2 separate regions of the Homo sapiens genome follow, and region 2 is linked to region 1. The links are chromatin loops, found by intact Hi-C in ENCODE. Cell type or tissue: heart left ventricle. All regions are shown on one strand. Links, peaks and the distances in the headings refer to the core of each region. The heading gives the core; the rest is flanking DNA. Region 1 overlaps LOC105377947 (a long non-coding RNA gene). Region 2 overlaps FYN (FYN proto-oncogene, Src family tyrosine kinase).

The links. Peaks named below come from ENCODE experiments on the same cell type or tissue, not always from the same donor. Only the 100,000 strongest peaks of a DNase experiment are listed, where the experiment ranks them.
Region 2: it touches region 1 in a loop (2.2-fold over the local background); 23 of 110 quality-filtered maps call a loop at or near these places.

What each region holds. Positions count from the first base shown.
Region 1 is chr6:111,989,345-112,004,811 of GRCh38, forward strand. It overlaps LOC105377947 (a long non-coding RNA gene), which reads left to right. Exons shown (of 3, transcript XR_007059710.1): 3 at 1,185-1,562. Among named protein-coding and RNA genes, the nearest start is that of CCN6, 57 kb to the right of the region's middle. RefSeq lists an enhancer at 3,644-3,793. In heart left ventricle, for the core only: a CTCF peak has its summit at 7,977; a DNase peak (open chromatin) is centred at 7,937; H3K4me3 peaks cover 656 bases; H3K27ac peaks cover 1,125 bases.
Region 2 is chr6:111,795,097-111,810,563 of GRCh38, forward strand. All of the region lies in intron 2 of FYN (FYN proto-oncogene, Src family tyrosine kinase), which reads right to left. Among named protein-coding and RNA genes, the nearest start is that of FYN, 71 kb to the right of the region's middle. RefSeq lists an enhancer at 9,853-9,942. In heart left ventricle, for the core only: a CTCF peak has its summit at 9,635; no DNase peak of the experiment used is centred there; H3K27ac peaks cover 1,900 bases.

The DNA.
Region 1 (15,467 bases), core at 3,585-11,584:
ATAAAAGATTGGCATCAGAAAGGCCCATGGTCATAAAAAATGAGTCCTTCAGTTATCAGCCCAGATAACCAAGCAGCCACTAGAAAGAGAAAGTATGGCAAGTGGGTTAATACCAAGCAGGAGAATGCCTGTGAATGCATGCTTGAATGGAAATGAATGAGAGAGGATAAGAACCTATGGGCTCTGGGCTATGGGGAAATGAAGGCATAAAGGGACTAAAGAACACGTGATACTTAAAGTAGAAAGGAGTTGAGATCCCAGAACAGGCTAGGGTTAAGAGGCTGCCTTCTCCATAAACTGAGATCCTAGGACCCCTTCAGGACCCCTCCTACAACAGATTTTGGGCTAACATCTAATTCTCTGCTGGGTTAGGCAAGAGGAAAGGAAACACAGAGGATTTGTAATCTCAGCAGGGTAAAGATTTGTATGAAATGCCCCTGTGAAAACCTTCACTTCCCTTGAGAAAAGTATCAGGCCATAGGTCAGTCACACTGTAAATGAAATGAGCTAGTCAGCTTACTTGCCTTCTGACATTTATATGAGGAGGGAGAAATTCGAGTTTGTGTAAGGGTAGGAGGCTTTGAGAGGTATGGGGTATTGGGGGAAGAGGGAGAAGTTATGCAGAGCTTGACACACTTCAGAAGAAATCAGGTGTGACAGGATGTTGTAATGGGGCCCTGAAACCAGAGGAAATAGTATGACATTCAATGTGTGTATGTGCCGGGTGTTCACAGGTGAGAAGGGGACCAAACAATATGAGGACCTACTCATAAATTTGTTTCCTAGACCAGAAATCCTGCATTTTGGGACTAGTGTTGGCTCAATATTCTAGAGGTTTTAATCTGTATGATGAAAATATTTGGTTAGCACTGGCCTGTATGTCTGAAGAATACATATTTCATTTTAAAGGTGGTTAGAAAAGAAATATTCTGAACAAAACAGACACCTCAAAGATCTGAGCTTTATATATAAGGGCAGCATCACCTTTTTCTGTTAGGCGGGACAGATCATCTGGTTGGGGATTCTAGAGTCTTACCACTCTCAAACCCAACTGCTGAGAAACCCACACTGAAAACTGAGAAGTCAGGCTTATGTCTTGAGACTAAACCCTAGTGACGTCCAGCTGAGCTTTCAGTTAACTGTTTTGAGATATGGTGAGAATAGCAAACTCTCCTTTCTCCTAGTTCTCTGCTGTCAAATGGAGAAAAACAAAAACAAGGGTCAGAGAGCTATTTTTATTGAAGATCTCAAGAAGGACCAAGTCATTCATCAAGTGGAGCGGATGTGGTCAGGAAAAAGGACTGGCCAGAGAAAATCCATCTGCAGAGCCTCATCCTTATTGGTCATTTTTCCCCAAAAGACATCCCAGGATTCCTGTATCCTCTGAATGTGACCCATCGCCACCTTCATCATCAGCCTCATCATCATCAATGTTTACTTATTTTAACCAATAGATACACAATATAAAATTCTTGGATGAAGAATAGCATTTTTTGAACTCACCTTTAATACAGAGAAGTATGGAGAGGTTAAACAAATAAAAGGATAGGCTACAATCTCAATTTTGATAAATCAATTTTTAAAAACCTGTCAATGGTTATAAAATGCAAATATACAAATAGGTATATTTGCATAATTTGTTTATTTGCCGTCTGATTGATGGACACATCCTACTTATTTATTTTTTGGTATTACACATTTTATTGCTATGAATATCCTCAAATGAACAACTTGGTGAACTTTTAGACATATACCCATAAGTTAAAGTCCTAGCACTGGGTTGGTTGAGTTAAAGGCTGCATGCATAAAAATCATGGTAGGTCATAGTTACCCTTTATTGAATAACTAATTTGGGCCAAGAAAAGTTTTATATGTTATTTTTAATCCTCACAACAATCTTTCAAGGTCATTGATAGTATTAGTGATTACAGGTGAGGGTGAACTGAACTTCAGGGAGGAGGAGGCTGTTTTGACGAATGCCTATTAACCTCTGTAGGGAAGGCATTAGGTTCAAGAGGCTGAAGAAGAGACCCAGAGCCAGAAAACGAGACTTGGGGTTTTATTAGGGGATCACATGCAGGGGAGAGAGTCAATGACAGTGGGCTGGACAAGATATCTGTATGGTCTGGTGGCAGCAGGATGGGTAGGAGAACCAAAGCTGCTTGCAAACATCATGCAGTTTATACAGCATTTTCACTAACACCCTCCCCTTAATGACCTCCACCTCGCAATGTCCATTAAGGCTCCGGGCCTCAATCCTCTGTATGGCCCGTGTCCCACGGGATGGGCTGGGAGCTCAGATGTTACTCATAGACAAGGAATAAATCTCTGGATTGGCCACTCCTGGATTCCATAGCTGGGAGCACACATTCAGATGCATCTGTCATACAAGGTCATTCAGACTACAGGGACCTCCCCCGACCCTAGGTAACAGAGCTGAAGAGTGGCTGAACTAGAATTCAGTCCCGAGTCTTTCCAACTTGGAACTGACACAGTCATCTGAAGGCTACAAATAACGTTGAAGAGAAGATCATAAAGCTGGAGAATCCTGGCCATCTCTTAGTCCACACCTCACCCTTTCAGACGTGGCAGGGAGACCCTGAGAAGCTTAGTGTCTTGCCAAAGGCTATAGAGGTAAGATGGGACCGGGACCCTGCCTCCCAGGACAGCGACCTTTACAGTACACTAGTGGTTTTGTATGTCTGGGGCCACAGAAGCCCTTTTTCCAAAAAAGCTTGTGTACAACGGCTAAGCTCAGGTTGCTCTGCTTGAATCATGGGAGGAAGCCCCAGAGCCTGCTTCTGTCTTGTTTTCTACTTTTCTCTCTCCCAAGGCATTTCTGGGGAGCACGGTTTGAAAAACATCCTTTTTAATACTGTCTTTGAATGATTTTTTTGGTATGAAAATAAATTTTTAAAGTGAAATAAAAAAAAAAAAGAAAAACACTTGTCTATAGCACAGCTATCTCTGTGTGTGGGGTCCATCATTCTTTCTAGTTGCTTTGAGCAAACACAAAACCTCTAACTTCTTTTTTTAAAATGGAAGACTTGGGGGCCACCCTTTGTGCTGTGGTTTCTTTGGCCTTATCCCATTGTCCAGGGGAGGCATTGGTGATGGAGCTTGTTCATTTTTCTTGTGCTCATTGGATATGCGATCACAGAAGATGTATCTAGGACTCTGGAAGTCATAGAAACTCACTATTATTAGTCTGAGAAAAAAAATGGGGAAAGTATAGGGAAGAAAAAAATAATCCAAACATTGTTGGCTGGGTGTGGTGGCTCATGCCTGTGATCCTAGCACTTTGGAAGGCAGGAGGATCATTTGAAGCCAGGAGTTTGAGACCAGCATGGGCAATATAGTGAGACTCTGTCTCTACAAAAAGTTAAAACGAAATTGGCTGGGTGTGTTGGTGTGCACCTGTAGTCCCAGCTTCTCAGCAGACTGAGGTAGGAAGATCCCTTGAGGCCAGGAGTTTGAGGCTGGAGTGAGCTATGGTCACACCACTGCACTCCAGCCTAGGCGAGAGAGTGAGACCTTGTCTCTAAAACAACAGCATGAGCAACAATAACAACAACAACAATGAAGTTCATCTCCAATTTCTTATCCTGTCCTTCTCCAGCTGCCTCCCACCTGGGGTAGCCTCAGTGGAGAAGCACAGCTGCTAAACTAACAAGCGCAGTAAAGCTTCCTGGGCCGGATGCGCCATGAGAAGATGGGTAAAAACATTAGGAGCCATGCACCCATAAAGGAAACCAAACAGGAAATTTGATGTGAATCATCAGAAAGCACCCTGTATGGAGAGAAGGCTGTGGGGCTTAGTCAAAGACAAAGCACATGTTGTGTTGTTTAGGGATAGTGGATGGGAGAAATCATATTAGCTGAATCTATAATAAGATAGAAACATAGAGTGTCCAGATTCTTGTAAAGCAGATGGTAAATGAATTCTGCTCCTGGAGAAGGACAGTTTAAGGAATTGGAGATGAATTTCAGCTTTAGGTACTATAAGAAAAGGCCATATTGATTCACAAGACAGTGAAGCCAGGTGTTCTGTTTCCAAGGGGCTGTGAAAGCCTTTGGCAGACTGTGTAGCTTCGGTTCATTTTCTGTCCATTTATCCACTTATTTCTGTGGCACCTGCCACGTGGGGGCTGAGAGGCAGTTAGCATTATTACACCTGCTGGCAGGCAAGAATAATTGGAGTTGCACAAAGATAAGCAGGGTTCTGTTCAGTTAAGAGCATCGTCTGAAGTGAGTGAGGCTGTCTGCACACTGGGGTGCTTTGTGGGGGTCCTAAGAGTGGTCTCTCTGAGACAGATGGTCTCGTAGTCCCAAGTCACTACTCTAATTGGTTTCTCCCGCGTATGTAGGAGGTAACAGGGGAAGGTGGGAGCAGGTCATTAAGAACCTGTCACACTGACTGCAAAGTTAGAGAGGCTGAACACTGAGGAGAGACTGGGGCTTGTTTTCTCCCAAAGGACACTTTGGAGGCAACACTCACTGCCTCTTGCTCACACCAGCTACCACTCTGATCCTCAGAAATCACAACTTTTTGCAAGCCCATTGATACAAGCTTGTGATGCCAATACAGGTTGTCAAGGTGGTTTTGAAGATGTTCAAGTCATATCCCATGAGGACATTAACACGAGGTTTCAGTCTTAAGCAGAAGTTAGAGGAGAGAAAGATCTAAGTGTGGTGAAAAGAGTATTGGACATTGGAGAGGTGGTGTTAAGGGTCCCTCTTGATACTGGGCATAGGAGTTATCTTTTTATCTCTTTCCTTTCCTGTAATATAAAGGCTCTGGTCCAGAAGATCTCCGAGGCCATTCCCATCAATACTGGTGGCAGGAAACTGTCTCCTCACTGCTCCCTTACACCCATTCTCTCCCCTCTTAAGCCACCTTATGTAGAGATAAATCTAACATTAGTTGAGTGTCTACTATTGCACTATTCAATATAATTTACAGATACAAACTCATTTAATCCTCATACAATCCTATGAGATAGATACTACTATTTCTATCTTGGGGATGAAGGAGTTGAGGCACAGAGAAATTATGTAACTAGCTTAGGGTCACACAGCAAGGAAGTGGCTGAGTCAGGACAGAAGCATTCTGTTTAAAAGTGTTATGGCTATTCAAAATGGTCAAAGGACTTGAATGGGTATTTTCTCCAAAGAAAATATGCAAATAGCCAACAAGCACATGAAAAGATGTTCAATATCTCTAGTCATTAGGGAAATGCAAATCAAACCCACAATGAGATGCCATATCATATCCATTAAAATGCTATTATCACACACACACAAAAGGAGAATAACAAGTGTGGTCAAGGACGTGGAGAAATTGGGACGTTTGTGCTTTGCTGATGGGAACGTAAAATGATGTGGCTACTGTGGAAGACAGTTGGGTAGTTCCTCAACAAGTGAAACACAGAATTACCCTATCGATCCAGCAATTCCACTCCTAGGCATATACCCCAAAGAACTGAAATCGGGAACTCAAATACTTGCACACCAGTATGTACAGCAGCATTATTCACACTATGCAAAACGTGGAAACAACCTAAATGGCCACTGACAGATGAATGGATAAACAAAATGTAGTATATACAGACAATGGGCTATCACTCAGCCTTAAGAAGGAATGAAGTTCTGACATGCCACAACATGAATGAACCTTGAAAACATGATGCTAAGTGAAATAAATCAGACACCGAAGGACAAATATTGTATGACTCCGCTTTTATGAGGTACGTAGAATAGTCAAACTCACAGAGACAGAAAGCAGACTGGTGGTTGCCAAGAAGTGAGAAGAGGGGAAAATGGGGAATTAGTGCTTAACGGCTACAGAGTTCCAGTCTGGGATAATAAAAAAGTTCTGAAGATGGGTGGTGGTGATGGTTGCACAACATTGTGAATCTACTTAATGCCACTGAATTGTACACTTAAAAATGATGAAAATAGTAAATTTTATAATATATATATGTGTGTGTGTATATATATATATATATGTCTTAGTTTGGGCTGCTATAACAAAATACCTTAGAATGGGCATTTTATAAATGATAGAAATTTATTGCTCTCAGAACAGCCTCAGTTCTAGGGGCTGGGAAGTCCAGGATCAAGGCACCTACAGATCTGGTGTCTGATGAGGGCCTATTCCTCATAAACAATGCCTTTTATGTGTCCTCACATGGCAGAAGGACAACAAGCTCCCTCTGGCTTCTTTTATATGGGCACTAATCCCATTCATGAAGGCTCTGCCCTCATGACTGAGTCACCTCCCCAAATTAATGCCATCACATTGGAGGATCAGGTTTCAACATATGAATCTGGGGGAAGCACAAACATTCAGAACATAGCAGTATATTTTACCACAATATTAAAAAGGTGGGCTGGGCACAGTGGGTCACGCCGGTAATCCCAGCACTTTGGGAGGCTGGGGCAGGTGGATCACCTGAGGTCGGCAATTCAAGACCAGCCTGGGCAACATGGTGAAACACCCCTCTATTAAAAATACAAAAGTTAGGCCAGGCACGGTGGTGGGTGCCTGTAATCCCAGCTACTTGGGAGGCTGAGGTTGTACCTCCCAGGTTGAATCTGGGAGGCAAAGTTTGCACCTGGGAGGCAAAGGTTGCAGTGAGCTGAGATCGCACCACTGCCCTCCACCCTGGGCAAGAGAGAGAGACTCCTTCTAAATAAATAAATAAATAAATATGTACAGTCAGATTCCTTCCCTCTAAACTACACCTATGCCATGTCCCTCCTGCTATAACACTGTTAGAGGTTCCTTTCCTCTCATCCTACTCAGTGACAGCACCTCCGCCTGGGACCCAAGTGTAGGCTGCCTCTCGTAATAAGTTCTCGGCTGCTTTCATGTAATAAGCCTCCTCACAGAAGCCACGGTCGTGGCTGCATCCTGGCCCCTGCTAGGCTGTTGCAGCCTCTGCTCTCTTCCCATGTCGGGGGTTGTCAAAGCCACACTCTTTACCAATAAACCTTTTTTAGTTGACACCAGTGCTCTGGACCCTATCTTTTGGGAATTTTTCTAAGCCTTGCCGTCAGTGCCACAATCTTAATGTTGAATGAGACACTGCTTTGCACCGGTGTCTGCGTGTATGATGTCACTGCATCACCACTGCAATTCTACTTTGGGTCTAGAGTCAAGGGCAGAAGTGGAAATGCAGCAAACAATAAATACTTCGTGACTTGCCTCAAAATGATAATACCGCCGACTTTTATTTCAGCTCTGGCTTCCAGCTCGCCTTTGGGATTGGTCTGTGCTGAAAGCAATTTCCAAAGTTAGGACCAAAGAAGGAGCAGATGAATATAATTAGGAGAGGAAGAATAGGAGTCAGCCAAGCAGAGATCTGGTTCATTAATAATGGCCTTCGATTAGAATACTGCTTTTTGGGTGGCGTCTTTAGGATTCTCAGCATCAAGAGAGGCTGTAATTGCTTACAATGTTATCGGCCCTGTTGTCTTGTCATTTTATTTCTTAGCTGTTTTATATTCTGGGCGTAGAACCAGCTGGGAAGGATACAAGCCCAGTGGTGTCAGTGATAGCGGCTAACTGCAGGTATGGTCCATATTTAAGCCTGGGCTTTTATTCAAGTCCTTCATATTGTACACTCCTCAAACTGCTTAATGGAAGTGGGGGAAGAAGTGATATGGTTGGGGGGTCAGACAGGGAGGGGAAGGGAAGTGTTGAAACGTCATAAATTATGCAGTACTTAAAAAAATTCAAATTAATTTGAAGCACCTTTAATTATCTGCTTTATCCTCGTTTTATACTTTTGTCTGTGAAATAAAAAGCAACGTCCTCGCAGGCCGATGCGCTGTACCTGAACCGGGTGTGGCCAAACTGATCTTCCTGCCACCAAAGCCTGCAGGCTGTTCCCACTGCAGTGAAGACGTGCGGCGGTGAGCCTGCCTCTCCTGCCTGCGTTGGGAGGTGAGGTTCGGATGTGATCAACAGCGACCTCTAGCGTGAGCCTGAGACTTTGCATTTGGTTAAGCGTACAGAAGGAAAATAGCAGACATGGGAATTCTGATCAAATTTCCAACGAACAAAGGCGAGGTAACAAAAAACATTTCTCATTGTTTCCCCTGGTAGAGAAGCCCAGGACTGACAGCTGAGGATTTCACTTCATTGGTACCACTTACTCCCATCAGTGCTGGAGATGCTATTCCAAACATTGCCTTATTTCTTTTCCCTCAAACGGATCATTGGGATTGGTTTTAAAAAGCCCTTTCACTTGCCTTTAGGATTTCAACCAGAGAGTTCCCATAGGAAAGCATCAACTCTTTTACTGCAGGGTGTGTGTGTGTGTGTGTGTGTGTGGTTGAAATAGCGGACAGGAGAGTAGGAGAGAAGAGCAATGTCTCCGGGCGCTGTGAGGAGGTCAGGGGTTCCCGCTCACCCTTCTTCACTGACAGCCGCTCCCTAGAGGTGGCCAGCTCTCCATTTCTACCTGAGGCTGTCGACTATTGAAGATTTCCTTCCCCTGACCTTGGTGCGTTCACAGAGCAGCAATCAGCTCCAGGGGGTTCTTGCCCTCGCCCCTGCTTTCTGCTTCCGTCTTCTGCCCCTCCCACTCTTCTGAAGCCAGGTTCTGAGTCTCCAGGGTGATGTGCAGGCCAAGTGTGTGCACAGGCTGATGGCGCTCATTCCCAGCGAAGAATGGGGCCAGAGGATGACTTCCAAACTCTGTCAGGAGCCAGGAGCAGATTCTTTAGAGAAAGGCTAACATCGCAGTTCATGGCCCATGACTTTGCTGTTGGGGATGGGAATTTGTGGGATGTGTTTTGCAAGGGGTTTGGGGGGTTAGGGAATGAGGGAATATATTTTCCTGTAACTTCAACCAATTGAAGGCAGATAGATTTGCAGTACATATTTGCTGTAATAACTGGGTTTGGCCTGCCGTTGCCTTTTAACCAAGCTTCAACATAGAAATGCTCCATGTTTTGCTGTTGTGTTTTAAGCTATGAGCACATAATGGTGCTTGGGGCTTTCTCAATTTCACCTGTGCTTCCTCCTCCCAGTAGTATTAGATCAAGGACCCAAGCATTTGCTTAAAGGGCCTTAACTCTCAGGGCCTAATCCACGTGCCCTATCAATACACAAACTTACAGAGACATTTTCAGAGTTATGAAAATGTACACATCAGAAGCAAGAAGTATATTACATGTGAATACCCTTTATACAATTTCTATTAGACTTGTCCTAGTTTCTTTTAGCAACAACCATTGTCCCCACAAAGATTCTCTTCTTGACCAAACTAGCAGACTCCCCTGAGCCCTCTTCTCTACTGGGGCTCGACCTTGATCTATAAACACTTGAACAAACACTAACAAAGTATCAAAAAACTCAAAGCTGCACCCCTCAGATGACCCTAGCCCCCATAAAGCACCTGCCTGAGAGAACTCAAGGCTACTAAAAGAATTTACTGTTTGTTCCTGCCAACACCTAAAGACAGGGTCCCAGTCACCCAATCTCTGTAGTAGGGTAGGAATCTAATTTCAATAAGTGCCAATTAGCAAATCCAGGTGGGTTTCACGTGGATCAACACCTCCTTCTCACTTTTTGTAATTTTTCACTTCTCTGACTCTACTGAGCCTCTACTCCCTCAATCCCATTTTGAAATATCCAGCCACATCTGCAAATCAAGGATGAGTTCAGTTCACACTGGACTCTTTTCTCTATTGCAATTGTTATTAATGTTTAAAATAGGCCCTTTCCACTTTAGTGTCCAGTTTTGTCTCCCTTTGATAGTCCATTTAAAAATGGTCCACAATGGTTGAACACATATTGAGCACCGTTTACTACAATCAGTGCTGAAGAAGCAGAGAAGAATCAGACAGTGTCCAAAGTAGTCCTCAAGGATCCAGCCATAAACTCACCATTAAAAAAAAAAACCCGTAAATACCAACGTGGTTCCCATATAGGGCCCCTGAGCATAGAAAATCACAAAGACCTAATCCCTCATCCATGTGTGAAAGCCAATAAGTTACAGAGAGCACTGCAGGAGCCGCCCTTAGAGTTGACCATCAAAAGCCAGAGATTCACACTATATCCAGCCATGGAAACCATAGGAAGCTAACATGCTGTCCCTTGCCTGGAACACATGTTCTCCAGATATTTGCATGGCCTGCTCCGTCGTGTCCAGCATTCTTCTTCAATGTCAACTCCATGGTGAGGACTTTCCTGGCCATTCTATTTCCAGTACATCCAAAAGAACCAGGCACCTAGTAGGTGCTCAGTAAACATCAGTTCAGTGAGTGTCTATATTTAACATTGTTGACATCTCTTTCTGGAAATGCTGTCCTCTTCACAATCTTAGTTCTTTTCTCTAGCTCTTATGTTGTGGTTTCTTTGTTTTCCATACTCTTATTTTTCAAGGCTCAGGTTCTTAACACATACTTTTCTCTTTCTCCACTTTATTCATTGGGGATCATATGGATTCTCAGAGCTGTATGTCTCACATCTATGCTCCCTGCTAGTCTCATATTTCTAGCTGCCTGGTGGCCGTTTCCTTTGAGATGCCTTACTGTCACCTAAACTCCCAAATTGCTTTACCCATCGGAGTCACTATCCCTACCAGTGTCATGATTTCCCTTCTGCTCAGCTAAACTTCAAAACTTTCAAGTTCTTTTTATTCCTCTATTTATGTTTTTTTCCCCAGTAAACACCAAGTCCTACGGGTTCTTCCTTCAGAATGTATTAATTAAGGAAATATGTATTTATTGCAAAACACAATGCTAAATACCTAGGGAAGGTGTGGTATAAAGTTTCCTATTTTTCCCTCAGGGAGTTTGTAATCTAGGCTGAGAAGAAAACCATGTTCAGGAATTATAATTTAAGGCAGAAAATAATTAGTCTAAAGTTAGGGTTTATGAGAATGTAAAAGAGGGAAAAATACTTTCACTTGGATTAGAGAAGACTTCAGGGAACAGGGAATATTTGAGATGGGCCTTGAAAATCAGGTGGTATTTGGACAAGCAGATCCCAGGGGAGGAAGGCCTTTCGGATAGGGGGAATGGCATGAACAGAACACCCCAGAAGCAAGACAACCAGGCCTGGTGAGGGGAAGAGTCAGAGCTGAGTTCAGATGGGTCCTAGAGTGCATGAGGGAGAAGAATGGGAAGCAAGGTGGAAGAGAGAGGTCAGGGACTTTTAGTTTCATGTTGAAGGCACTGGGAAGAGATTTAAAAATATTGATCAGATAAATAATGCATCAGAGCTGTGTTTCAGGAATGTTAATCTAGTCATAGCCTCTAAATGGGTTGCAGAGGGGAAATAAAAAGAGGATCATCAGCTAGGCTACAGAACATTGCAGCCTAAATGTGGGCAGCAGAAGTAGCAGTGGAAATGCAGGCACAGGGAGGTGGAGGAGATATTGGTGAGGGAGAATGAACAGAGCTTAGCATCTGGTTGAACATGGAGAGTGAAGAAGAAGAAATGGTAACAAACAAATGCTGAGACGCTGGACCCAAGTATCTGATCTCCAAGTCAGAAATAGGGAGGAGGAGATAATCAGATTTGGGAAGAAAAGGGATGTGTTTAATTTCAGTCCCAGTGAGTTAGAGGTGCTGGTGGGATATCCAGGTGGAAAGTTCACAGCTCCAGTAAGGAGTTAACATACATGCCTGGAAATCATGACCACAGGCAGACCTGTACGAAACAATTTTCTCCCCAACCAAGGTGAGAGTTAAGGGCAACAGATCAATGATGATTGCCAGGATGTTTCTAATAAGGGAAGAGAAGACATTCCTTGTGAAACGCCTACACTGATGTGGCAGATGAGGGAGATCCAGAGAAGGAGTGTCAAGAGGGAAGGAAGGAGAGAGTGTCGGAGAAGACATGGACAGCAGTTCAGGAAGGAGTTCTTGGCACTGCCAAATGCTGCAGAGGCATGAGAAAGTGTGCGGTAGAGATAAAATTGTTGGATTTATGTTAGCACTATGCCATGGGAAGTATAAAGAATGCATAAGATGTCCATTTCCCCCAAAGAACTTACAACTCATGGGAGAACCAAGATTAACTGTGCCTGAAACAAAAACAACTTGTTAAAAATTATAAACATGGGGTTTAGATGTTTTGTGTAGACACCCAGGAGCTCAGCAGAAAGAAAGGCCAGTGAAAGTTGGAGGAGTCAGGGACCATTTCATGGAAAAAGTGAGTGTTGAGCTGGCATAGCGGGGATATGGGGATTTGCACAGGCATTGCACAGTTCAGAAGGCACCAGGCAAGAAAGGCCATGTAATATAGTTTGGCTGTGTCCCCACCCAAATCCCATCTTGAATTCCCATGTGTTGCGGGAGGGACCCAGTGGAAGGTAATTGAATCATGGGGGCAGGGCTTTCCTCTGCTGTTCTTGTGATAGTGAATAAGTCTCATGAGATCTGATGATTTTATAAGTGGGAGTTCCCCTGCACATGCTCTCTCTTTGCCTGCTGCCATCCATGTAAGATGTAACTTGCTCCTCCTTCCCTTCCACCATGATTGTGAGGCTTCCCCAGCCATGTGGAACTGTAAGTCCAATAAACCCGTTTTCCTGTAATAATTACCCAGTCTTGGGTATGTCATTATCAGCAGCATGACAATGAACTAATGTAGACAAAGGCACAAGGGTGGGAATCAGTACAGTCTGGCTCTGAGACAGTGAGGTGACCAGACTGGCCAGGGCAGGGAGCATCTGGAGAGGTTGGAAAGCAAGGTTTTGGAGAGGCAGACCGAGAATGGACTATGGAGAGTCCCAACAAACACTGGGTGGATTGTGTAGGCTTGATGTGGTAGAAAGAAATCCTAGAATTTAGAGATCTAGAGATCTTGGAGGTTGACTGAAGTTCAAGTACCTTACCCAAGCACCCAGGGCAAGTTAGTGACAGATCCAGATAAGCAGATTTCTTGACGTCTTATAGTAGTCCATTCTCACACTGCTATAAAGAACTTCCTGAGACTGGGTAATTTATGAAGAAAAGAGGTTTAATTGACTCACAGTTCCACAGGCTGTACAGGAAGCATGGGTAGGAGGTCTCAGGAAACTTACAATCATGGCAGAAGGCAAAGGGGAAGCCAGCATGTCTTCCATGGCAGAGGTGGAGAGGTGCCACACACTTTTAAGCAATCAGATCTCATGAGAACTCACTCACTATCATGGGAACAGCAAGGGGGAAATCTGCCCCCATGGTCTAATCACCTCGCACCAGTCCCCTCCTCCAATTTGACATGAGATTTGGGCCAGGACATGAATCCAAACCATATCACTCCTCAATCTAAACTTGCATGAAACTGGTGTCATAAGAGATTGTTCTGTTGGTGGAGTGTAGGAGCATGGAGAAGAAGCTGGAGAGAGGAGGATCCCAGGGTTCTGAAATGAGGGCCTCTCCTAGGAAGTAAAATTGACCGTAGGGTGAAGCAAGGGCATGTCAGCTCAACACCCACTTTTTCCATGAAATGGTCCCTGACTCCTCCAGCTTTCACTGGACTTTCTTTCTGCTGAGCTCCTGGGTGTCTACACAAAACATCTAAACCCTATGTTTATAATTTTTAACAAGTTGTTGTTGTTTCAGGCACAGTTAATCTTGGTTCTCCCATGAGTTGTAAGCTCTTTAGGGGAAATGGACATCTTATGCATTCTTTATACTTCCCATGCCATAGTGTTCAGCACATCATTGTAACAAATACACGTAGTTTAGTTGTTATGTGTGTGCCAGTCAGGGTTCTTCTGAGACACACATACACACGTGCGCGTGCACACACACAAGTGCGCGCGCACACACACACACTTATTTTAATGAATTTGCTAATGTGATTATGGGGATGTGGCAAGTGCTAAATCTGTGGGGCAGGTGGTAAGCTGGAAACTCAAGTGGGAGTTGATGTGTCAGTATTAGGGCAGAATTTCTTCTTTGGGAAACCTCAGTTTTTGCTTTTTAGGCCTTCAAATGATTGGATGAGACCCACCTACATTATTAAAGGCCATTTCATTTACTTCCAAGTCAACTGACTGTAGATGTTAACCACATCTACAAAATACCTTCCCAGCAACACCTAGATTAATGTTTGATTAAATAACTGGGTACTATGGTCTACCCAAGCTGACACATAAAACTGACCATCTCATTGCACTTACTGATGGAGTCATAGTGAGAAATTCAACAGATGGAGTTTTCAGAGTAAAAGCAGAGAAGGGTCACTGAGAGGCCTGGATAAGAAGCAGTGAATTTCCAGGGTGCGTGGAAAACTGATGCCATGTGGTGCTCCTGGGTGAGGTCCTTGGCAAGAAGTTTATGAATCAGCAGGAACTTGCAGGTTCTGGAAATTTTAGGGTTAAAAGGATGAGAGGAGGAGATCACTGGTAGAAGGTACTGGAAATGTTTTTATATAAAGAAAAGGAAAGAGAGAGGGAGAGAAGAGAGGGAAGAGAAAGGAGAGAGAGAAAGAGAAGGGAAGAAGGTAGAGGGAGTGGGGAGAAAAACAGGGAGGGAGGTGAGAGAGAGAGAGAGAGAGAGAGAGCACAGGAGGAGGAGGAGAGAGATCTCTAGAGTTTAAAATCCCAAGTCATTGTTTGTGGTGTATGGTTAAATGAAACTGAGGTGAATTTAAATGGCTTCAAAGTTAGGCATTTTGTGCTCTTTTCAGGCAATAAACAGAAACTAACAATAGACTCCAGAAATGTGAAAATAAAGTCAATAGGAACCTAAGTGAGACAAAGCAGATGCTTCTAGCGAGGAGAGAGAGTTCTTGACAGATTTTCAGATGATAAAAACTGAATTTTTTTCTGGAAATTGGTTTATTTCAAATATATTTGTAGAGATAAAACATTGAGGGAGTAAAAACACACACAAACAAATAGAAAAGCCAAACAAAACTGCTTACAGCAGAAACCCAGATATTTGCTGCAAAACAATTAGTATTAACATTGCTGAAGTGTTCCCTGAAATAGATGAGCTTCACCATTAGCCTTCTGTGAATTCAAGCAAGGAGGCATCATTACACAAATTACATGCCTGGAAAGGGGCTTTTGCACTGGGATAAACTTGTGAGAAGAACATTTAAAGCAAAAGCAATTTTGCCAGTCTGTAATTTGCTCTATTCCCCGTGCAGCATTGAAGATATTTATGTTTGAGCAAAATTCTCACTCCCAATCTGATTTCTTCTTTTTCTCAATCCAGCCATGAAGTCATGAAGTCCCCTGTTTGGGACAATATGATTTGCTGCCATAGAAACAATTATGATGTCATAAATTTATCTTGCCCCATGAGATCAAAGAGGAAAAGCAATAATACTAATATTTTGCAGTTCAATAGTGCCATTCATCTAGCAGTCACTAACTAGTAATTATCATCGATTTGCAGATGAGGAAAGCTGAAGCAGCAAGCTCCCATGCCTTGGTCTAGAGCTCTTGAATTTTAGGCCATGGCAAGAATGTCCAGATATTTCTAATTCCCACCCAGAGCAGCAG
Region 2 (15,467 bases), core at 5,068-13,067, 190 kb before region 1:
AATATCAAGGGAACTGTTATTGACTGAATTGTATCCCTCCAAAATTCATGATTGAAACCCTAAACCCTAGCACACATCAGAATGTGACTATATTTGCAGACAGGCCTTTAAAGAGGTAACAGAGTTAAAATGAGGTCATATGGGCAGACCACAACTCAATATGACTAGTATCCCTATAAGAGGAGGAGATTAGGACACAGATACACACAAAGGAAAGGCCATGTAAGGACAAAGAGAAAAGACAGCCATCTACAAGCCAAAGAGAGAGGCCTCAGGAGAAACCAAACCTGCTGACACTTTGATCTCGGACTTTTAACTTCCAGAGCTGTGAGGGAATGAATTTCTGTTGTTTGAGCCATCCAGTCTATGATACTTTGTTATGGCAGCCATAGCAAATTAGTACAGGAATCACACAGAGCATTATTTTGTGGAGTTTTTGTTTCACTCACACATGTGGACTTGTGATATAAACATGTATTAAATTATTTGTGTCACACCAAAATAAATGGAAGAACACTCTACCAGAGGGAGAAAAATACATGTTTGGTAGCAAAATCAGAAACAGAAGGGTGTTCTAATTGAACCAAGACACAGAAAGAGAAAAGAGTACTGAACATATTAGGCACTTTGCATATATTATCTCATTTTAGTCCTCACAGTAACCCTACGCAATAGGTCTTCACCTGATAAAGAAACTAAAGCATTGAGAAGTAACCTACTGAGGTGGCAGAGCCAGATCTGACTCCAAAGCTTATGTATTATTTCTCATGATGAATCAATTTCTATTTCTATATTCCTGAGAGTAGGTTGAGATTGTAGTTAGGCAATAAATAAGGGAAACGATTTATAAATAATAATAGCTAACATTTACTAAATACTTACTGTGTGCCAGGTTCTGGGCTAGGCTTAACATAAACCTCACTTTATCCTTATTAATAACCCAATGGCTTAGACTCTATCACTATTTTTTTCAGTTGAAGAATCTGAATGTAGAAGAAATCATTTAACTTGGCCAAGATGACAAAGCTGGTAAGTTGAAGACCCAGGATTTGAACCTTCATTAGTCTGACGTTTGAGCTAGAGCTCTTGCCCACCACAAATGTTCTCTTTTAATTGTATTTATTGCCAATCTAAGTACAGCCATGTGCCACATAATGAAATTTCAGTCAGTGACAGACCACATATATGACAATGGTCCCCTAAGATTACAATGCTGATATTTTTTACTGTGCTTTTTCTATGTTTAGATACACAAATATTTACCATTGTGTTATAATTACCTACAGTATTTAGTACAATAACATGCTGTTCAGGTTTGTAACCAGAAGCAGTGGGCTATACCATAGAGACTAGGTGTGTAGTAGGTTATACCATCTAGGTTTGTGTAAGTGTACTCTATGATGTTTACACAATGACAAAATCACCTAATGATGCTTTTCTCAGAATGTATCCCTGTCCTGAAGCAACGCGTGACTGTACATAACTATCTGCTGGTGGTCTCCAATTGAAGAAAAAAAATGCATACTTTTTATCATACATCCAATAAACACTAACTGAGCACATATTATGTGCCAGGCCCTGTTCTGAGAGCTGGGGATCCTGCCATCATGGTGATGCTATGGGTAAGAAACCTTAATGATGTAACCACACCATGCTGATTGAAATCCCCTCGTGGGTAAGGGGAGTGGCAGGTAAGATTCAGGTGGGTTGAAGGCACAGGCCAATGAAATTGCAGAAATTGTAGAAAATGAGATGATGAGTCAGGATTACTAAACAGAAATTTTTAGTAATTTTATTTAATATTTATTGTATCCAGGTTCACCTGTCATGTGGTCATGTCTTATCTGGAGGTTTTTCAATGGCAGGGGCTATATCATACTTTAAAACACCCACCTCAGTGCTTGGCATAGTGCATAGTAGTTTGAATTTACTATTTTTTTAATAATGTTGTTTCCAAGAAAGATGTACAGAAGTTACTCAGGGATTTTCAGATGTAATGACAAGAGTCAGACAATCCTTGGAAAGTCTCAGTAGTGGAGGATAGATCATGCTGCATGTTATCAGGGTCATGAGCAAAGAAATAAATGTTTAACTGAAACAGTTTTAGTTAAATCAAATGGGAAACTAGTACGATGGCTAAGCAATCAGAATGAGTGCCTGGTAACAAAAATGTGAGGACAAAAAATTAGGCTGAGTGAAAGGAAAACAGGATACGGAATATTAAGATTTTTAATGTATTTGTGGCAAATAAATTTTTCCTAAGGTTTTTTTGCTTTTAATTTAGAATTTTTATGTATAGAATTTTTATATTTTCACCAAACCTAGTAATCCTTTCATGAAGAAATAACCAGAGAAGTGAGCAAATATTTTCACTCCAGAATGTTTAGTACAGCATTATTTATAATCTCAAATATGAGAATATTTAACTGCATAGTAATAGGATAGTGAATGGTTAAATAAATTAGTCTGCTCACACAATGGAAAACTTCAGTTATTATTCAATTACATTAGAAAACAATCACAACTTAATATTAAATGAAAGAAGCAACAAGCTCAAAATCAAAGTTTCATATATATATATATATATATATATATATATATATATATATATATATACACACACACACACACATGACACACCCCTCCCAAAAACGACAAAATAAATACATCTTTTTTCTTTTTTTGAGATGGAGTCTCACTCTGTTGGCGAGGCTGGAGTGCAGTGGCACGATCTTGGCTCACTGCAACCTCCGCCTCCCAGGTGCAAGTGATTCTCCTGCCTCAGTCTCCTGAGTAGCTGGGACTACAGGCATGTGCCACCATGTCCAGCTAATTTTTGTATTTTTAGTAGAGACGGCGTTTCATCATGTTGGCCAGGCTGGTCTCAAACTCCTGACCTCAGGTGATCCGCCCGCCTCGGCCTCCCAAAGTGCTGGGATTACAGGTGTTGAGTCACCGTGCCCGACCCTAGTTTAAATACATCTTAACATTGCTATCTCAATATGGTGTGATTAAGAGATATTTTCATTTTCTTCTTTATAGCTTACCAAATTTTCTACAAGTAAAATTTTAAAGTCAGGAAAAAAAAGTTATTTAAATAAGTTTAAATCAAAGAGAAAGTATACACATAGCACCTCTACTGTGCATCTCTAATTTGCTGAAGACCTTAGCCACCAGAGGCCTCAACCACACTGGCACATGTCGCAAATTCTGGTAATGTTATTTTAAATAAATATATTCATATATTCCTAAACTCGCCTGCAAAGAGGTTTCAAAACAGATTCAGCAGTGGCCAAGGGCAGTCCCCAGGATGAGATGACACATTTTAGTGAATTCTTTGACTTTGACAATACATTCATTTAACAAATATTTACTGAGTGCCTGTCATGCTCCTGGCACTCCGTTAGGTACCAGGGGGTCAAACTGGGTCCCCGGGAACAAATGACCCATTGGGCTGACATTTGTCCTACATACCCTGATCCTTGCAAGATGCGGTGGAAGTCTGGGCTGGGTAGTAACTGGGCAGACCTGTTCTCAATTCTCCCACCTCATCTGGGCTCTGACCCTTCCTGGATGTGTGGCTCTGAGAAAGGCTGGCTTCACCTCTCTGGCTCTGGCTGCCTCATTTGTAAAACAAGGATAATCCTGACCCAGTTCGTGGCACTGTGGTGAAGAATAAACAAAAAGCGTTCTGGGCTTGTTTTTATCTATACAGTGCCAGATGGATTCTACATGTTAATAGCTACTGTTGTTTCCTTCCTTTGAAAATTGTATATTTACTCTTTAGGAAACATAAAGGGTCAGAAATAAAGTTCAGTGATTAAAGGGATATTCCATATTTTTCTTCCTCAGAATATCCAGATTAACAATTACAGAAATGAACACCCATGTTTCCAACCACAGCCAAAAGTAAAGTGGAACTGGAAGATCTTGAAACGTTCAGGAACCATTCCAAGGACAAATCTAGGTGAGATGCTACCAGTCATTAGGGAAATAGTTCAATTATGATGAGCACTTCAAAAATCTAATAAGATTCACTTACAGTTTTTCCTCTCTCCCTTTTAGGAAGGGTGATTCTAAAAAAGCAACGTTCAAAAATAAACAAGTTTTTAAAAATTTAACATTTCTAAGAAAAGACTCAAGGGCACAGGAAGGATGCCAACCATATGTCCAAATCAGAAGTAAATGTGCAGATATATCCTGTCTCTCTCCCAAACTGAACTCACTTCCCAAACATTGGGAACATTTGTAAAAATTAGAAGATGAGGTGGAAATAGAGGTGGGGAGAGGGAAAAATACAGAGACATTAAAATGGGATGTGCCTAGTTGAGATGTTTCCCTTTACTGGCTATTGACATGACTTAATAACAAGTGTACCAATACACTGACAGAGAAAGTGCAACTCTAACCCCCTGGTGTTCGCATTTTATGTGAAAGATTAAGGATATTTTCCCAGATACATACTACTAATTTCTGACATCTTCCGTCTCCTTGTGGTCCTTTCATCAAGTAAGGATTGGTAAATGGTATTAATAGGTTCAGACAGCTTCACAATATCTGGACTAAAATCCCCCTACCCCTCAGTTCTCCGTTTCATGATGCTGCCTGTCCAGAGCCACTGAGGCAGGGCAGGGCACAAGTGGTTCAGGTGAATGGACATCTCCACTGCCCCCTGTCTGTGAGGCTGTCACTTGTGCAATTCCCTTCTTACTGCACCCATGCCTTGTCCACCCTTGTTATGTGGGAGTCCCGCACACGCCAGCTCCCCTGTGGAAACGTGCAGGGAAGGCAGCCACGGGTGACATTTCCAGCACTGGTTAAATATGGACAAACCTCGCAGCTTCCCACCCAGGTAGGGCAGTCCTGTACAAATGGTAACCGGCAGGGTTTATTCCGAAGGACACGAGTGTGCCATGATATATTCAGTAGTTGCTGTACTTTTAAAAAGGGAGTTGTAAAAATTATCTTTAAAATGCTTGTTGATGCCCTGTGGGTATGAGTCACTTTGTGAAGCAGGATCAAAATGGATTCTCTATTACGGGTTTCTGCTGGCTCTTTGATTCTAAACAACTTTATTAATGTTAATAGGAGTTATATACACATCAATGAGAGAATAAATTCCCAGGGTTTAGTGGAGCTTCCATTAATGATCTGTAATAAGCAACGTAAAATGCTTTCAAATTTTCTTTCAAGTAATAACACGGTACCCCAGAAGAGCTGAAAATGAGGCACAGGTCTCAGCACAGGGTAGGAAGGATCCGGGGGATGGGAGAAACAAGGCTCTACAGCTTGTGGGAGGCTCTGTGGGACGAGTCCTCACAGCCACTCACGGGAGTGGAGCAGGAGGGATGGACACAACTTGCCGAAGGGATATTGAATATGAGGAAGGGAGGAAAAGAAAACGTACAAAAAGTGAGCTTGATGCAGAAGGAATTTACTATGATCTAAAACGGGAACGACTGCAACCGCGCTTCCTAAATCTGTCACAGGCTCATCCCATTTTTTTCTGAGCTTAAGTTAATACTATTCACTGGCTTACAAAAATACCCACTAAGATGAAAATGGGAATTTAAGTTCCAAGGATGATGCCACAGAATTCCTAATGAACAGGTTATTTTGCAGTGACACAGAGCTCTGCCTCAAATGTCTGGAAGCCCAGCTTTAGATTTAACCCTCTCCTGCCCACATCTCCAGTTCTCTCCTCAACTCTTCTCATGGGAAATCAAATGCCAGATTACTGATATCCCCAGAGGATAGCAACCCATGGGGGCTGCAGCAGACAGACAAGTATAAATGGCAAATGACTAACTTCCATGATTTAAGAAAAGAATAGAGCAAAATTTGAATCTAAAAGTCTAATCACTATTTGCTCGTTCATACTTAGTCACCTTACACTTCCTTACATTTCATCCTGATGCTTCACAGACAGTAGAAGGACCTCTGCCAACAAATTACAAGTCCACAACATTAAGGATTAGATGCACAGTGGGAGAAGAATGGGGATGTGTACATTTAGCCACTGAGAGTCTAGTTTCATACCTGAGAGATCTGGAAACACTGTGTGCACCGCTGGCGATGCTGCAGGTGGCCAAGCAACGCTCAAACCACTGGCAACAACAGGGTAGTATCTTGATCTTCTGGCTCAGTGGTCACTTCCCACACAGCAGATTTTAGAGCACTTCAGGTTTAAGGGGGTACTGAATTTACATATTCCAAGGTAAACCATGGCCATCATCATCAAGGCAGAGCTCCATACACCGTGTACATTTTATTTAGAATTAGGTGGCTTTTCAAAGGAGCTCCCCATTTTTCTTTTATCACCTGCCTAGTTGCCAGGAAGCAGAATAAATGCCAATTCTTACGACATGTAGTTTAATTGAACAAATATATATAGACATTTGTTGGCTAGGGAAATGATTGGTTGGATAATGCTGGAATACCAAAATTCAACAGAACTTCCGTACCAGCCACTTAGACACATCAGTGAATACGTCGTTCACTCTCAATTCTCAGTAAACTGGGGAGTCTCTCCAGTAGTCCAGATCCTACTAGAAAAACATAAGCCACTTATAAAAGTAGCAAGTGTATCTGAGACTGTGACAAATGAAAACAGTGCCTGGGTTGTGCACTGTTTTTGTCTTACTCCTTCCTCTCACTTCCATTGGTATTAGACATACATATATATGGGTGTTCTGTGGACAAACCATATGTGAGCATTCTTTGAGAAAATGGCTTTGCCTCCATCTCAGCTCCCCACAACTCCTGGCTTAAATCTGTTAGGCACCAGGGGAAGATCTCTGTGTAATGAATGACTAAACAAGGTGCAAGACACTGGATAGATGACAATGAAGGGAATAGAGAAGCACCAGACACCATCTCAGCATTCAAAATGTTTGTAGCCTACTTGGCAGATAAGCAATATACATATCCCACATTAACTAACAATGCAATACTGATATGGTTTGGATCTGTGTCCCAGCCCAAATCTCATGTTGAATTATAATCCCAGATGTTGGAGGTGGGGCCTGGTGGGAGGTGACTGGATCATGGGGGCAGATGTCCCACTTGGTGCTGCCCTCATGATAGTGAGTTCTCATGAGATCTGGTCATTTCAAAGCATGTGGCACCTCCCCCTCTCCTCTCCCACTTCCCCCTCTCCTCTTCCTCTTGCTCTGGCCATGTGAAGTCCTGGTTCCCCCATGCCTTCTGCCATGATTGTAAATGTCCTGAGGCCTCCACAGAAGCTGAGCAGATGCCAACATCATGGTTCTTGTACAGCCTGTGGAACTCTGAGCCAATTAAACCTCTTTTCTTTATAAATAACCCAATCAGGTAATCCCTTTTTTTTTTCTTTGAGACAGAGTCTCGCTCTATTGCCCAGGCTGGAGAGCAGTGGTGTGACCTTGGCTCACTGCAACCTCCACCTCCTGGGTTCAAGTGATTCTCCTGCTTCAGCCTCCCGATAGCTGGGACTACAGGTGCCTGCTATCACACCCAGCTAATTTGTATTTTTGGTAGAGACAGGTTTCACCATGTTGGCCAGGCTGGTCTCGAACTCCTGACCTCAAGTGATCCGCCTGCCTCAGCCTCCCAAAGTGCTGGGATTACAGGCATGAGCCACCGTGCCTGGTCCCAATCAGGTAATTTTTCATAGCAGTGTGAGAACACTCTTTCTGGCTGAAAAAAAAAAAAAAATTCATTGGATTTACAATGCAGCATCTTATTCCTTTGTGGGACAGGAACGTAGTAGAGCCACAGTCCACTTAACCACTATTTACCAACATAGATGTAGAGTGGGTTTCTTAAATAAACTGGGAAAAAGTCCTAGATTTCTCAATCATACATGATTTTCTTGGCTAGGAAATCGTATAATCTGGGACCAGAAGATGACCAGAATCTAGTTCTTCTAAGGGAGAAAAATGGAAATCCAGCAGCCTAGCTGTTTACCCACTTTTCTTTATTAAAAAGCCTCCACCTGCTTTGAAGACTGTTCACAAGATCCTCCAACTGCCTCAAAACATCTGCTTCCCACTAACCCTCAAAGGCCATTTGGAGTTCCAAGGCCAAGCTCCTGCTTCATCCCTTGAGCACTGCTTTTGGCTAACTGGTAGTATTAATATTCTGGATATTCCAAATCACTCTGCCCTTCAGGGGCACTCCTCTGAAAGTATTAATTCAATCACTTCAAATATTTGGGCTTCATTATAACCTTTTTTTCTCTCCCAAATCATGCCACTTTTATGGCTTGACTGTGGAAGTAAGGTTTTACCCCACAATCTTTTTTTTTTAAGTCAACCGGTAACATTAATAAATGTCCAAGAGGTTTTCTTATTCCTAAACTACTCTGAATTGAGGACTGCAAATTATAAAACTGATCAGATCCCAGCCAGTTTCATTCATCATATATCCTCAGCTGTTTAGTTTCACATTCTGTTTCATATTCTCCAATCTGTGAAGAGTCAAGTATAAATACTGTTAGTATCATGGAAGGAAGTAATCCACTTCATAGTGTTTTGAACCAGTGACTCCTGGGGCATGGGGGTGTGGGGTAGGTGGGGAAAGACCACAGAGATAAAGGGTTAACACAGAAACTTGAATAACAGTCTTTGCTTATGGCTTTGACTGGCTAACATTTAACACCATTGCTCCTGAGATTAAAATGAAACAACTTGCCAAGGATAATTTCATTCTTGCAGCCAACAGCGCAAATGTAGAGTTTCCTGAAGGAATAATCTGCGGAAATGCACAGCTTCCCAAAGCAGCCATGGTATGTTAATATGGGATATTTTGCTTTCCAAGGAAACACCAAAAAAATATCCATAGTGTTAGGAATGGAGCAAACCACATGAGAAGAGAACAGGAAAAGCTTCTTCTCTCCCAGAAATGACCTCCTCCCCTCAAAATGGTTTCCCACGTGCTAATTGACTGCGGGGATGAGACAGTGTGGATACAGCTACTAGTTTCACTTAAGTCTTCTTATGCTGAAACCCACAGTTTACATCAAAAGCTGCTAAAGTAAACCAAATAAACCAAAATGGAACATTTCATTCCTGTGTATTTAAAGGCAGGAAGAGACATCATCGTTCTGAAAATATACGAGGGCCATGCTTAAGGATTCAGAAAAACAGGCCAAAGTCAGGCTTGAAGAACACCCACATCCCCTGTGATCATAAAACCCTCAGATTTTATGGGGGAACTGGGGGGAACTGGGGAACAGAGACCTCAGCTTTAGAAGCGGCACCCTCTGTTCTGGGCATTCCTTTCTTCCCAGGTGGATGCTGTAGAGGTCCCCAGTAGCTCATAAGCAGACTACTGGGACTGCGGCTTTCCAGCATCCCTGTTCCACACAGGAATAGGATGCTACATCGCAAAACCAATGAATTTTTTAAAAAATCCAGAAGGAGGTAAAACTTTAAGTTTCTCTTTCATTCTATTGAGTAGCTGGATTTTGGAAACAAACACACCATGCCCTAAATTACGTCCAATGCAATAAATGGCACAACCTGAATTTTTGGTCCCTAGTCTTTGTTCACTGGGGTATAACACATAATCAGCCTCTTGGTAACAAGGGGATACTTAGGCAGTACTTACACCAACAGAAAAGAAAACGAGGGCTGTGACTCATAAGCAGTATGTGGTCCTTCCCACCAGTGGGTACTGTGGCGTTGTGTGGAAACTTGGAGGCTTTAATAAGAATCTGCTACGTCAGCACCATGTAATATAATAGAAAGAACTCAGTGAGGACTTCAGAAACCCTGATGCTGCTCTAGGCTTCGCTGGTCATTTCTCCTGTGATTTGAGTCACCACATCACTTCCTTAGTCCTCAGCTTCTTTATCAAAGTACACCAGGTGATTCTTATGTTTCTTCCAGGCCTCTCTGCCTTAAACCTAACCCAGGGGTTAACCTCCAGGAGTCCTTTTCAGCCTGCTTCAGCCTTTCTAACAGGCCTCCCCTTAATCTAGTGCCCTTTCTGCTACCCCGAGATAAACACCACATGACTCGAAGTGTGTTTGCCAGACAACTGTTTAGTCCTACAAGGCGTTTTACATGTATGGCCAAGGAGCAGGAACACTATCTTTGAAGGCTTCTTTTCTACCAGCGAAGAGGCTGGCAACCACAACCCCTCTTAGCCTTGGCATTCCCATCACTAAAGTGGGACAGACATCTTTCTCACGGAGCTGTCAAATATCAGGTTCTAAGCCATTGTGAACACTGCCAGATACAATTCATGATGTCTGGATAAGCGTGAATTTCAGATACACAATTTGGGACATACTTACATTAAAAATTATACATCGTTTATCTGAGATACAAATTTAACTGGGTGTCCTATATTTTGCTGTTTGCCAAATCTGGCAACTCTACACATGTGAGACGCTGCTGTTGTTGGTCTTAGGTACCAGGCTGCCTCACCAAACCAGTCTTTACGCAGAATAAAACAAGGGTCCATGTGGTTCAGGTTCCTTCTGCCCTCCTACACTGGCCCCCTTTCTGCTCCTCCTATCGGCTTCACAGCATTACACATCCCACCTGGCTCCCTTCTTCCTGAGGCACCTGAATTGTCTACTGACCACCCTTCCAAGCACAGCCCCCTCCCCCTTCCCTTGGTTGAACAAGCTGGCTGAATTAACTCATACACATGCATCACTGATCATTTAATGAGTCATCAGCCCCCTCTGAAACCACTGCTTTTTCTTTAAAGGTCATTTACAACCTCAAATTAAAATGACTGAATTACAGGCCGTGTAAAAGTTGAAGTGGAAAAAAAAGTAGGCAGAGGGGTGGGGGAAGCTGGGACCACTTAGGAGCTGGCTCTCACAGTAGTTCCTCCAGCGTGTTTCTGCTTTTCCTAGTCTTTTCCTTTTCTTCTGAGCCCACAACAGCTCTTGAGGCAGTTGAAGACCCTGTAGATAAGGGAAAAAAGGAACGGGGAAGTGGGATGGGTGCAGTAGGAAGCTGGGGTTTACGTGTAGACTGGTCACCACATTCTTCCCACGCAGTTCCTAGGGTGCCCCAGCACTAGCATCTAATTTAGATTGTAGAAAACACAAAGCCTGACTGAACTTTCTCCTTTTTAACCAGCTTGTGTTCGGAGATGAAATACAATTGCACGAGCTTGTAACTCCTGGAACCTGGACGTTGGTCAAATATAACCCCAGGGGCCATAAAGAACCATCTCTCTCTTTCCAGAGCACATCAGTCTAGATGGCTCTGAAGGCTAACCAGAGGAGGAGGGGGTGGGACACACTTGCATCAGTATTACTCAAGCACCCCTGACTGGGTCAGGAGGACACCCCTTCGGCCCAGCTCTGCCCTCCTGGAAGGATCCCTGTCCCTAGGTTATTCGGTCCAAGATGACCCTTCACCTTCATGCCCACAACCCATCAGCTAACAGCATTTCACCAAACCACCAAAAGGAAAAGGCTTGAAACAAAGTAAATCACAAAATGTGGCAAAACAGATAGTGTACTATCCTTCTCAGGCAATTAGCCTCAGCAGAGTGACCCTCATAGGACCTTTGCAGGAGATGGAGCTGCTGAATGTCCCGGCCCACTATTGAAGGTGAGGTAAATTATTACCAACTGGGGACCAAGAAATTCTGTCTTATAATTTTGCAATACCCACTGCAGAGAGCTGCTGGCACCTGGGCATGCTGACTCAGTGGAATGCACCTTCCCATTATCTTCATATCTTCCTAACTATGCCGAGACTAGGGTGGGAAATGTTTTAGATGGTAGGAGTGGGAGTGGGAGGCTGAGAATCCTACATGCCCCAAGAGCTTCACATTCTTATTCAATCCTCCCAACAGCCTAGGAAGGAGAAATGGACCCCTGGGTCCACGCAGGATTTGAATTCATGTCTTCCGGACCCCAGCGCTGATTGTCCTCCACACGCTATTTGTTTCATTCAGAGTGCTGAGCTCTGATTTCACGTTTCCCTTGGAAGAATGGAATGTTGATGCCTTTTCTGGCTGCGCTGTGTGTGACAGGGACAGACTACTCATTTCATGGGCTTATAACAAGGGATCTACTGAGGGATTTATTTTAACAGAGGACTTATTTATAATATTTTTTGTAGGAAAACAGTGTCTTGTATTTAGTTACATTTCATATCTTGAGTTGTACTTTTGTAGCACACAAGAATTTGTTTCTCAGCAGACGATGGTGAGGAACTCCAGGGCAAAATAGACACTGGGCTTTACTCCTGGATAATGGAAAATGGCCTCTTCAGAATCTTGTGCAGTGAGCCAGGGAAGTCTGGTCACTCCTGCTAATGGATCAGTTCACTGTTGTTAACAAGGAGTTAAAAGAGCAATTCTTCCACTCTCTCTCAAATTAGTTTGATTTCTTGACTTTGTATTATACTGTATTTTTAAAGGATAGTTCTTCTTTACAGCCAGCAGGAGTTTCTCTTGATTACTCACTCACTTACCCCCAGGTAAGACTAACACATGGCACAAAAAGCAGGGATCGAGTGCCCTTTATCTAGTCACCTGTTCAGAGGGCTGCCCAGGCTTGGGTGCTATGTTATCAGGTTCTGCATCCAGTCAACTACAAAAGGTTAATCATTGCAAGAGCCTTAGAGGCATCCTAAGTGTCTCCAAATGAATAGGTTGGGAGGTGAGGCCTGGAACCTGCATTTTCATAACTTCCCCAGGGGGTTCTGAAGCACCCCCAGGTTTGGGGACCACACTGGTATAGAACACCCTGCTATTAAAGGTGAGGTCAGGGCCGGATGTGGTGGCTCATGCCTGTAATCCCAGCACTTTGGGAGGCCGAGGTGGGCAAATCACAAGGTCAGGAGTTCAAGACCAGCTTGGTCAACATAGTGAAACCCCATCTCTACTAAAAATACAAAAATTAGCCAGGTGTGGTGGCATGCACCTGTAGTCCCAGCTACTCGAGAGGCTGAGGTAGGAGAATTGCTTGAACCTGGAAGGCGGAGGTTGCAGTGCGCTGAGGCTGCACCATTGTACTCCAGCCTGGGCGATAGAGCAACACTCAGCCTCAAAAAAAACAAAAAACAAAAAACAAAAAAAACCTGAGATCAGAGGTCAGTCCCTCTGGAACCACTCAGCTTTGCTGTGTTACAAAGGCACTGAAGCAGCAAATCTGCAAACACACTCTCTATCAATCAGGGTACCAGCAGGAGACAGGTGGCACCCTCAAATTATCACAAAGGGGTATTTGCCAAGAAGTGAGCAGGGCACAAGGCCTAGTGCAGCCCCCTGGGCTAGTATTGAGGGGGAAACAGGTAGGGTGGCTCTGTTATACCTAAAGGCTGAAGGGGCAAGGTGAGGAAGCAGACACCAGAACCTGGACAGAAACGCTCACGGAAGGGCTGCCTGACAGGGATAGTGACCCCATTTCAGGGCTGTAGCGAATCAGGAGGGACCCCACTGTGGGTAGATATTCTGACCTCCCTCTTCTCCCTCCCTCCAGTCTCTGGACATTCTTCTTGCTAAACTCAACTAGAAACCAAAGGGAAAGGAACTCACTGACGTTGTACATAGAAGTCAATTTTCTGGGGCACAGAGCAGAGTGGAGAGTATTTGGATACAGAGGAGTATGACGAAGACGCCAGGTGCAAAACTTCAAAAGCAAGCATACCAGGGAGTGTCAAACCCTCACCACCATCATCACACAGGACAGCAGCTAAAGGCTGTGCCACACCCACTCATGGAAGCACCTGATGCTATAGGTAACTGCAGAGTTCTACCAGTAACTTTTGAAATGACACAACTTCGTCCAGAGAAGTCGTTCAACAATAAATTCACAAATGTTCTTATCAAATATTTATGGAGCACCTATTCCATGCAAGAAATGATATCTTACTTTAGCCATGTAGTGAAGGTTTCAATGTGTTTTATGTTAAACTCGGTAAGTGTTTATCTGGTTTTATGAAGCCCCCATTGCTTTTTTCCTAAAAGAAACAAAAATAAATACACTACAGAAAAGGAAAATATCTCAGATTTTTAAAATGGAAAGATACTAAGCTTTAACTGCCCATACTCATGGCCTATAGCAAAAGTGGCCTTTTAAAAATAAAATATATGATTTTCCAGTTAGGTTTTACCTCCATCTTGGCAAACAAACATATGATGTGCTTTCAGGTAGTCTAAAATAAATGGGTTGAAGAATAGCTTTATCCCATCTTTCAAGATCCACACAACTAACGTCAGTTCCACTAACCTGAAAAAGTTCTCAGGAGGCATCGCGATTGATTGCCATTCTCTACTCTATGGTTACCTTCAGTGGGTAACCAATGAGAGACATTTACATTTCCCTGTATCCATGTGCACTTTTCATCAGCATAAGTGAAGAATAAGCACGAGTCTCTTGAGTCCTCTGGATTAGTCATGGTGCTTCGTGGCATGGGGAATGATGTGAGCTCCTAGGGATACACCAGGTTATTTCACAAACACATGGCAGATGTTAGGTGGCACTAACATCAAACCACAGAACATGAACCTTATTTATTTTCCAATATTTTTCAGGCACCAAAGTCTCAGCCAGATGTTGCCATGTCAGTGACACCCTCCAACACCTGCCAATCCCCCTCTTCACTGGGGAGGTGTGGCCTTAGGCTCGGAGCCTTCAGGCATGGGCCTCTCTTATTTTCACTTATTGATTTTAATGGTTATCATTTCTATCAAAGAATATCGGTTTTCTACTTGAGATGGTCATATAAATTTCTTTTAAAAATTTAGTAGAAAAAATAAATTCAAGGGAAAATATATATTTTCCCTTAAAAAGGTGGCACATAGATATAGCAAAAATCATTAAGGTAGTATACAAATGACTAAAGTGTGGAAACACTGATGTAATACTAAGTACACCTCATGAATCAGAAAAACTTAGGTTTTAGTTCTAACTGCCCTCAAATAGGGATTAATGACTGATTTCCTTACTTTATAAAAAGCAATCCTTTCAGTGAAGGTAGTAGCTCTCTGGTCAGATGGCTGTAGCTCAAAGAGGGTAATAAAAATTTAGTAAAACTGCTTTGTAATCTGAATCCTGTCTTGTTCATAATATGACAGAGATGCCTATGATAAATGATTAAGGATTAAGGTTTAAAGATTTATATCACTATTAGGATGAAAATATGGGAATATACATCATGAGGGTAAGGTAAAGGTGGTCTCCTTGTCTGTTGGCATCAGGTCTAACAAGGGGGCCTTTGGCTGTCACTGGAATGGGAAGAGAAAAACCTCTGATTCATGGAAGGCCTTCACTGAGAGTATCCCAGGGCCATCCAGGCAGAATTAAATTACAAGTGCAATCAGTCATGGGATGTGAATCCACTTGATGTCGGTCTGGTAAAAATACTGAATATTCTGCGGTATTGAAAGTGCAAACACTTTCAATGGTTACCTCCTGTGTGAACTGTAAATCTCTTAGATGTTTTAGTTCGGCCCTGTTTCATCCCAAGTCACCCAAACCCGCAAACTCTAACCCCTTGAAA